Regions from separate parts of the Homo sapiens genome. Here region 2 is linked to region 1. The links are chromatin contacts, found by Hi-C in ENCODE. All regions are on one chromosome and are shown on one strand. The core of a region is the stretch at or near the end of the contact, and the rest is flanking DNA. Distances in the headings are between cores, read along the strand shown. Region 1 has its middle 100 kb from the start of SAMSN1-AS1. Region 2 holds the start of BTG3 (BTG anti-proliferation factor 3).

Region 1 (4,914 bases), core at 1,503-4,002:
GTTGTGGGAGGGACCTGGTGGGAGGTAATTGAATCATGGGGTGGGTTTTTCTCATGCTGCTCTTGTGGTAGTGAATAAGTCTCAGGAGATCAAATTTATAAAGGGCAGTTCCCCTGCACACCCTCTCTTGCCTGCTGCCATGTCAGATAAGCCTTTGTTCTTCCTTCGCCTTCTGCCATAATTGTGAGGCCTCCCCAGCCATGTGGAACTGTGAGTCCATTAAACCCCTTTCATTTATAAATTACCCAGTCTCAGGTATGACTTTACTAGCAACATGAGAACGGACTAATACACCATGCTACTTTGATTTTCACTCAAGCCTGGGCAGACTGTATTACTTTGTTCTCCGATTATTTTTTTCCATTTTCTATTTGTTCAGGTTTCTATAATATCTCAAGTCTTAAAATATTTCCCTTGAAATAGCAATAAGAGTGGTCTCTTTCAGCACACAGTGAATCTATTCAAGTGTGCCAGGTCACGCTTTGGAAAGTGTAGAGGGTGTAAGGAAAGTAGTAAATCCACAAATTCCTTTGCGTCCATCCACTCAACAGATACTTGACTCTGTACTTACATTCATGTTAGGTTCTTTCTTATTTAACTTGTCAGTGGCCAGTGTGTCTGTTACTTTGTTTATAGCATAGCCTTCTAGAGCTATCACTTTTCTATAGATTAATTTACACTTTCTAACTCCTACTATAGTTCTATGTACCCAGTCTCCCTCAATTACTTTTTGATGATAATTAAACCACCAAACGTATTTTCTTTAATATTTCCAAAGGAGGAAAATTGTAAATAATGACATTTTCCACATAAGCCAGAGACTTGAGTGTCAGCCATAATCTTGTCACTTGTTATGAGAGCCAAATCTACTAACAAAAAAGCCCCCAGAGGTGAGCACTGGAACCCCGTAGACCTTTGAATATGGAGAATTCGGGCCTAAATGTGTATCTGTGGGCATGTGAAACATCACTTGTTTTCAGAATGTCTCATACTGACTCCAGACAACCTTCTGGTGGAAACCTGTCCTCAAAGGCTAGTATCAGTCATATAATTGCTCCGCAGTCACCTTGCCTCTCATGATGTGAGCCCTACTCTGAGATCATTGTCCTAATTTATAGTATTTGAAAACAAGCAAAAGGATAGACTTGAAGATATATTGACTAAGTCTCTAGTCCAGGAGGTCAAAAATCTTCCATTGTGCTGAAAATGTCAAATTTAGCCCTTCAACATTTCTCTAAACAGCTCTCTGCAATTAAGCCTCACTAACAAAAATAACCAAATATTGAGAAAGAGTTGACAGAATTAAGTTTTGCATGAGGAGAATACTACTCTTACATTTCATTAGAATTCTGGCTAGAAAAAAACATGGTGCTGATGGGATCCCTGAGGCGTGTGAGTTAGAGAGCACCTATAACATAGCTTTGTGAGGCATGTGTAGGTGGGGGAAATTTTGGTTCAAATTCTAAAGGTGACAAATTGATATGAGCTTATTATTTATATTTCCAATTTGAGCATTATGTAAGACTGCCTCCCTCAGAATCAAGAGCACCTTGTTAAAAATGCCCCACAGGCCTGCTGGGCCATTCTCCTCTAGGGGTTGTATTGAGGGAATCCACCTTTTTTTAACAAGCTCTGCCAAGTGATTCTCATGTTCAGTAAAGTTTGAGGGCCGCTGATATACACTAAAATAGGAAATCAGAAATATTCACTGAATGCTGTGCACTGGGCTAGGTGCTGAAATACAAGAGTAAACAGACTCACTTCAAGAATTCCCAAAGGCAAATCATAACCCCATTCCTACAGTTATGCATTCCTACAGAGTGCACGCAAACTCTAAAGCTTGAGGACTGAGTTTTCAAGTAGGTTACTTTTAGTTTCTGTAAATGGAAATGCATTTTCTTATCAATTAAGCTAAAAAATAGTCAAATTTATTTAAGGCATTCATAAACTGTTCTCTTAGCTGATGAAAAAATTGTGCAAAGTTATTTGCTTAAGCCAGTCTGAGAAGTTCTGGCAGAACTGGTAGAGAAAGTTATATTTTGGGGCCCCATCTTCTTTCTTTGCCTGTTACATCTCCATGGTGTTTCATCAAGGAACCCCTGGACTCCTGGCCTTTCTTCTGCTTTCCTGTCATAACCACTCTAATGACATGAGTATAATGGAGAGAGCTAAGCTGATAGTCACAAGAAATGGGTTTGTGACTCACACTAAATATGTGGTGTGGCTTTCAGCAAATTCTTTAAACTCTTTCAGTTCCTTTATTTGCAAAAATAAAGGGTAAGGTTATAGGAGCCCTGATATTCTTCCTGGTCCTCTTTCCTCAGTTCTGGGTTGCAGGCAGGAATGATAACTATCCCCCTAGTATCATTGTTGGCTTCACCCAGGGGGAAGAGTGGATGTGTTTAAGGCTTATGCTGGGCATTCCATAACCGTTTCTTTATTCACTATGAAGAAACAATTTACTCAACACTTCACTTTACCTGCCCAAAGTGGAGCTATTTATTTATTTTGCAAGCACATACAGGGCCTTGTGATGCTCCAGGAACTGATCTAAGAGCTTTGCTTAGAGTTGACAGTAACTATTCATTTTTATAACAAGCCTGGGAGGAACTATTATTGTCCCCATTAGACAGATGGAAGAATGCAAAGCACACAGTCTGCTCATGGTCACGGACACCGGAAACCAGACAGTCTGGCTCCCATAGTCTGCGTTCTCAACCATTGTTCTGTGGTCTGTGCTGAAGGTCAGAGGACAGGGAATGGAGTGGAATGTGGGCAAGTCCACTACATTCTTTGCCAAGGACTCTGCATAAATTTGGTGTGGCAGAAGAGATCACAATAACTCTGAAAACATTTAAAATAATAAATGATAATGTACACGAATTCCAGCCATTGGGTACTGCTTTGGAAGACATATCAGTCTGGGGTCACACAAAAACCAGAGTGAGAACATTGAGAATGTGAAAATGAAAGTTGCAACACTTCTTAAACACCTTCTTTCGCACGTCTGTCTATAACCCTTCTCACAGGTTGCTTCTGCTCTAGTTCCAGCTCAGCTGAAATCCATCCTACCTGCAGCCTCAGATGCTAACTTTATCTTCTCTGTCTTAATTATTTAGATCCATATACGTTTACTTTTTGTAGTTTTAATAAAATCCCCTTTACAAGGTCTAAGAGATTACAAATGTAATGTGTGGTTGGGATAAATGTTGTTATAGAAATCATCACTAAGTCTCGTTTCTCATCTGGCGTCCCTCATTCCGGGGCCTGGAACCTTGATTGTGACAGTCAGGTTTTCTTTTAACTAAAGATTTTATAAGACCACAAACAACAAAATGGTTAATTAAGAATAATTATGTCACACCTGTAATCTCAGCACATTGGGAGGCTGAGGTGGGCAGATCACAAGGTCAGGAAATCGAGACCATCCTGGCCAACATGGTGAAACCCTATCTCTACTAAAAATACAAAAATTAGCTGAGTGTGGTGGTGCATGCCTGTAATCCCAGCTACTCAGGAGGCTGAGGCACAAGAATCGCTTGAACCCAGGAGGCGGAGGTTGCAGTGAGCCGAGATCACACCACTGCACTCTCAGCATGGTGACAGAGCGAGACCCCGTCTCAAAAAACAAAAAAACGAAGCATAATTATGGATTGGGAACAACTGTATCTGCAACTCAATATATAGTAAAATCCAGCATAATTATTTACTATAAATGGAATGATAGGTATTTCTAATATTAATTTCCAATTTTGCCTTGTGAGTAAATGGTTATACATAGCCAATTGGAACTAAGAAAAGAATTCTATTCAGGGTTGGTTTCAATTGCTAAATTTTTCTACTGCTAAAATTCTGCTGAATTTCTTAAGTAACATGTGATTGCACCCTGGGATGTCACTTCCTTATTTCAAGTTCCTTTTGCTATAAGCAGACAGTTAGTTCTCAGCTTTTGCTCAAGTAATTTGTCAGTGCATAATGTAACTAAAAACTTTCTATCATTTCGATTTTTAAAGGGGTTCACTCTCAGCAACACGCCTCTACCAAATGCCTGCTATTAATTAGTTATTGCCCTGGGGATGGTTTTCATGAGTGAAATATGGCCCTGAAGTTTTCTGTTTCCATCAAAAGTCTCTGTCTTCTTGCTCAGCTGACTTTATGCTCTTTGCCTCATCAAAGTTTGACTGAGCACTTACTAAGTGTTAGATACTGCTGGACTCTGAGATTACCAACAAGAATAAAATACAACTTCTTTTTTCTGGTAGCCCACTCTTCAAAGTGGGCCAGCTGCATACACACCTACAATATTATTTGAAAATTGTCATGATAGAGATATGCCCAGGTACCACAGCAAACTAAGATAAAGCTATCAACTGCATATTAGCATAGTGGAGGCTGAGAAACTTTCACAGAAAAAGTGACTTCTAATTTGATTTTGAAAAGGGAGTTGAAGTTGGACAATAAATGATGGTGAAGAGTCCAAAATACAAGGAGAAGCAACATGTGCAAAAACATGGAAAAGTTAGAAAGTTGGTGCAGTTAGAGGACCTTAAAAGGAGTATGATATGGCTGGGCATTAAGTGTTTGGGGCAGATGGTGACCCTGGAATGGCAGAGGTCTTTTGGGGTTAGATCATAGAAAGTCTTGCAGTTGACTGTACGCAGTGGCTCATGCCTGTAATCCCAGCACGTTTGGAGGCCAAGGTGGGCAGATCACAAGGTCAGGAGTTTGAGACCATTCTGGCCAACATGGTGAAACCCCGTCTCTACTAAAAATACAAAAATTAGCCGGGCGTGGTGGCGCACACCTGCAGTCCCAGCTACTCTGGGGGCTGAGGTAGGAGAATTGCTTGAACCCGGGCAGCCCGAGATCGTGCCACTGCACTCCAGCCTGGGCAACAAGATTGAAACTTTATCT
Region 2 (4,448 bases), core at 1,350-3,849, 2.9 Mb before region 1:
CTTACTGTTCCTAATTTATAAATTATACATAGGGTTTGGTACCATGTGCAGTTTCAGACATCCACTGGGGATCCTGGAACATATCCTACCGTGGATAAGGGGGAACTACTGTAATTATTTACATCAGCTCTGCTCCTGTCTTATTCCAGGATGCTATAACAGAATACTATAGACTGTGTGGCTTAAACAACAGAAATTTCTCACAGTTTGGAGGTAGGGAAGTTAAAGATCAAGGTACCAGCAGATCCAGTGTCTGGTGAAGGTATGCTTTCTGGTTTGCTGTCTTCTCCCTATATCCTCACTTGGCAAGAGAGCAGACAGAGTGATCATCTCTCTCATGTTTCCACTTACAAGGGCACTAATTCCATTCATGAAGGTTCCACCCTCATGACCTAAGTGTCTCCCAAAGGCCCCACCTCCAAATACCATCACATTGGGGATTTAGTCTCCAACATACGAATATTGCGAGGGACACAAACATTTAGTTTATAGCAGCTCTCCTCTTTCAGTCCCATAAAGAGGAGGGCTCTGCCTTGCCATACCAATTCATTTGTGATTTTGTGATTCCAACTCACAAGGAAAGAGAGCTGGGGCAAAGCATCTGAAGCACACAAGAGTAGGGCAAGTTTTGAAAGAGACATAAAAACAAATACTGTGTGTGCAAGGGAAGTGGATGAGAGAAAAAGTGTTTAAGAGACATTGTTTGCTATGTGTCTATTTCACAGTGTTCAGCTATGAGAATTTTTTTTTCTTTTTTTAGACAGAGTCTTGCTCTGTCACCCAGGCTGGAGTGCCATGATGTTATCATAGCTCACTGCAGCCTCAATTTCCTGGGCTCAGGTGATCCTCTCACCCCAGCCTTCAGAGTATCTGAGACTACAGCTGCATGCAACCACACCTGGCTAATTTGTGTATTTTTTGTAGAGATTGGGTTTCATGATGTTGGCCAGGTTGGTCTTGAACTCCTGGAGTCAAATGATCCTCTCTCCTTGACCTCCCAAAGTACTGGATTACAGGCATGAGCTACAGTGCCCAGCCTGAGAATTTTTTAAAAGTCATTTTGAAATTGGGTTTCAGGTTCTTGCCTGTATTTTTTGAATATGGTACTGCTCTAAGACTGGAAAATGTGGACCACAGATTTATAAATACTACACAAAATACTAATCCTAAACTATAGAAATTTCTGGACAAATTTTGAGTAATGTGGGTGGTTACCTAGCTATTTTATGAAACTGCAGAATTAAAGGCCTTTATCTGTAAAAATAACCTCATCAGATTGTTATGATTTTAAAATAAAAACACCTTCACACCTCCTAGAAGACTCCAAGGTGTAAATATCCTCTTTAAATGTACCAGTAAGTAGACTAAGTCCTAGAAGAGTATAATTTTTTTTTTTTACAAATAAAGTTTATTGTACTGTTTGGGGGATGGTATATTTATTACTGCTAAAAAAATTACCATTTTGAATTGCTAATTGGCTATAACAAAGATCAGTAATACAAATTTAAAACATTCATAAAACTGAGCTGAAAACATGCTCCCAAGCCTAGTGGGCAGTAAGGAATCTGGCCAATATACTGTACAACTTGAACATTCAGTTCTTAAGTAGTTTACAACATGGTTTAGCCCTCTTTTAATAATAATAATAAAAAGGTAGGAATATCTTGTATTCCTCCCGCTAGTTGGATGTATTAAAGTGCTTTCACAAAACTAAGACCATGGTGTTAACTCAATATAAAAGGTTGAAAAGATGTTCCTTCTTTTCTTCAGAAAGTTAATGTTCCCTCTCCATATTTGTATTTGCTCAAAGATGAAGCTTTGCATCTGGGAAGTCCTTGAGTAGAGTGTCTCAGAAATAGAAAGCCTGGACTCTCAAGGCTTCATTCCTTTGGCCAACATCTTTGGAGCCTCTCCTTTATGCAAAACACAGTGGCCGGTGCCAGGGCAGCACACAAGCGTCCACAGGAGGCAGGCCCTGCTGTGAGGGGCCAGGGAAGGGCCCAACTAGGAGTGCCAACAACCGCCTAAAATACAGCAGGGCGGCTGCACGGTTAACGTGCGTGTAATTGACTACAGCAAGAAGGATGAGGATCTGTCCATAAATGCCAAGTTCCCCTTCCCGTCGAGTCCGTGTCCCCCATGAAGCCCCGGGTCTAGAGAGCTGGGTCTAGAACTCGCCATTCCGCCCTGAGGGTGTCAAGTGCAGCGTGGAGAGACCTGAGGGGGAAACAAAAAGGCCGAGACAGCCGAAAGGACCAAGCCCGCGCGACCCCCGAAGGCGCTGACGCACGTAGGGCGGCCGGGCGGGGGTCCCACAGGCCTTCAGCGCCGCTTTTTGCCGGGGAGGGAAGCCCGCGGTTCTGCGGACCGCGCCGTCGCGGTCGAGGGTCTGCGCCAGGCTCAGGGTAGGGCGAGGGTGTGTCGCCTCCCGTGCGGCTAGGCCCGGGGCTCGGGGGTGGCCTCGCGGCGAAGCCCCGCCCCCGGCACCGCCCCTCAGGCGCGCGAGCCGATCCCGCGCGCGCCAACCCTTTCCCGGGTCATCGCCCCTCCCCTCTTCCGGGCCGCGAGCCCCCTGCGCGCCGCTTTGGGGCTGCGCTCACTCGTGTGCGCGCTCGTCCGCCCGCCAGTCCTCTCAACGCGCGCTTGGCCGCCCGACGACGCGGGAGCCGCACGCGCCGGACGAGGCTCGCTGCGCTCCCTGTTGCCCAGCGCGGGCCCGTTGAGGCGGAGCCCTCAGTTCCCGGCCAGGACACGGTCTGGGCCGCCGAATCTCCGGCCGAAGAGCGGCGGCGGCAGCGGCGGTGAGGAGACCGGGCCGGGGAAAGGCAGACATGGCGGGGCTGTGGGTATCGGGGGAGGGTGGTCCCGTCGCCCCTGCGGCCACGTCGAAGGCTCGCTGGCGGGCGGCGCACCGGGGACAGGGGAGGGGCAGGGGATGGAACCAGGTTGCATGGGCTCCGGCTCGGCGCCAGAGCGGGGCTGCGGGCCGCGAGGGCGGCCCGCGAGGCTTTCCGCGGGACCCTCGGCGGGCGCCTGAGGAAAAAGACGCCGCCTCAGGGCTCCTGCCACGTTTCCCACAGCGCGTTACATTCCGCCTCCGGGTGGGCGACAACCCCGCGGCTTCCCACCCTCTGTCCACCCCCTTCGCGTCGGTGTTTTTTCTGGAGCTCCGCTTGTTTGCTGGAGAGTCGCGCCTCCGGGAAGCCGGGTCCTCGAACCCAGGGCCGCCCGCCGGGGACAGCGGACCCGCGGGGCAGGCGCACCCTGGCGAGGATGTTGTCGGGGAGGCTGGGCATTGGGCGCCAGGGCCCTTCCCCTTGAACTTGGGGAAAACCGGGATTGCAGAAGTTGGGCGCAGCTCAAGGCGGTTCTTTCAAGAGCGGGTGGAGATGTTTGATCCCTCCTCACCTACCTCTCTCAAAACCCCAGCGGGAGAGCCTAGCAGCAGGTTTCGATGGCTTCAGAAAGTCCAACTCTTAGCCCCTTGGAAAATTATTTCCCCTCTTCATGGCTTTGTGGCGCCGCTGAGGTCGGGCCGGGGCTCCTCACCCCACGGGCCAGTCTTCTCGCGCCCTCCACCTTGGGAACGTCTATCAGGAGAAAAATGTGTTCCTAGAAACGTTTGCGATTAGCTTTTCGTTACAAGGGAGGGAAAAGTACAAAAGTTATAAACTCCTGCGAGGCCGAGCTTGATTCTGGATTCCCTTTGGGTTTTATCCACGCAGCCGTGAGCAGAGGAGCCTTGTGGAACAAAGTAGAACTTGAGGAGCAGCCGCCGCGGTGACGAGGTCCCAGGATGACGTCACCGTGCGATATTTAAAATGGGAGCCTTTTGCTCTGAGTGTGGGTGGAGGACGCCTACTTACTCAAGACGCCTGAGGTCTTCTTGGCCCTGCTTGCCTCTGGTGGTTCTTGCCCTGACTGTAACTCTCCCTCTTTCACCTTTTGGTACTCCTAGAATACTGGTGGGAGTGGGCTTATTTTTCAGCTGTTCGAGCTATCATTTCTTCAAACGGGGAAAACAAAAGTCCAAATGAGTCATCTTGTGTTACAACCAAAAGCAACCACTAAGTGGTTCTTTCCTTCTTTTCTATTTTTTTATATGAAGCAGAGCAAACAGAAACAAATCCAGAACTCAGATATGTGGCACATAGTTGGCAAATGTAATGAATGAGGAGAAAGATCTAGTTAAAAGATTCAGTACATTTCTTTAGTGTGGTTCCTTGTTTGCTTTGCTGGAGTGGAGGCTAATGTAGTTCCATCAGCAAAACTTTCTTCCCAACCCGTATATTAAATTGCCTTGGGTTTTCTTTTCCATCGTATCGTGGTGGAATATAAACGTAGCTTTACAAAGTGGAAATGGCTTACATTTTTCAGGAGGAGGCTGCACAGCAGTCGTGGTGGGCTGGGGTTATGTATACGTGTACACTCGTGTGTGGACCCATGCC

Evidence for each region. Hi-C counts contacts between places; a loop is a spot of excess contacts on that map. Pooled maps may share reads with other maps.
Region 2: a loop to region 1 is called in a map with no recorded cell type, with 7 times the contacts of the local background. The contact joins the promoter of BTG3 here to the enhancer-like site in region 1. A Hi-C loop is called at or near these places in 1 of 168 maps with a recorded cell type or tissue (naive thymus-derived CD4-positive, alpha-beta T cell), 1 of 37 single-sample maps with no recorded cell type and 7 of 50 pooled maps.

The regions. Positions count from the first base shown.
Region 1 is chr21:14,684,734-14,689,647 of GRCh38, reverse strand. No RefSeq gene overlaps it. Among named protein-coding and RNA genes, the nearest start is that of SAMSN1-AS1, 100 kb to the right of the region's middle. RefSeq lists enhancers at 2,747-2,846, 2,867-2,916. Within about 2 kb of position 2,752, at least 7 of the 41 ENCODE cell types and tissues checked have a DNase peak (open chromatin) inside an H3K27ac peak, as active enhancers do.
Region 2 is chr21:17,611,052-17,615,499 of GRCh38, reverse strand. It overlaps BTG3 (BTG anti-proliferation factor 3), which reads left to right and starts at 2,599. Exons shown (of 5, transcript NM_006806.5): 1 at 2,599-2,801. It overlaps BTG3-AS1 (BTG3 antisense RNA 1), which reads right to left and starts at 3,814. Exons shown (of 1, transcript NR_149073.1): 1 at 1,386-3,814. It also overlaps a transcript of CXADR not described here.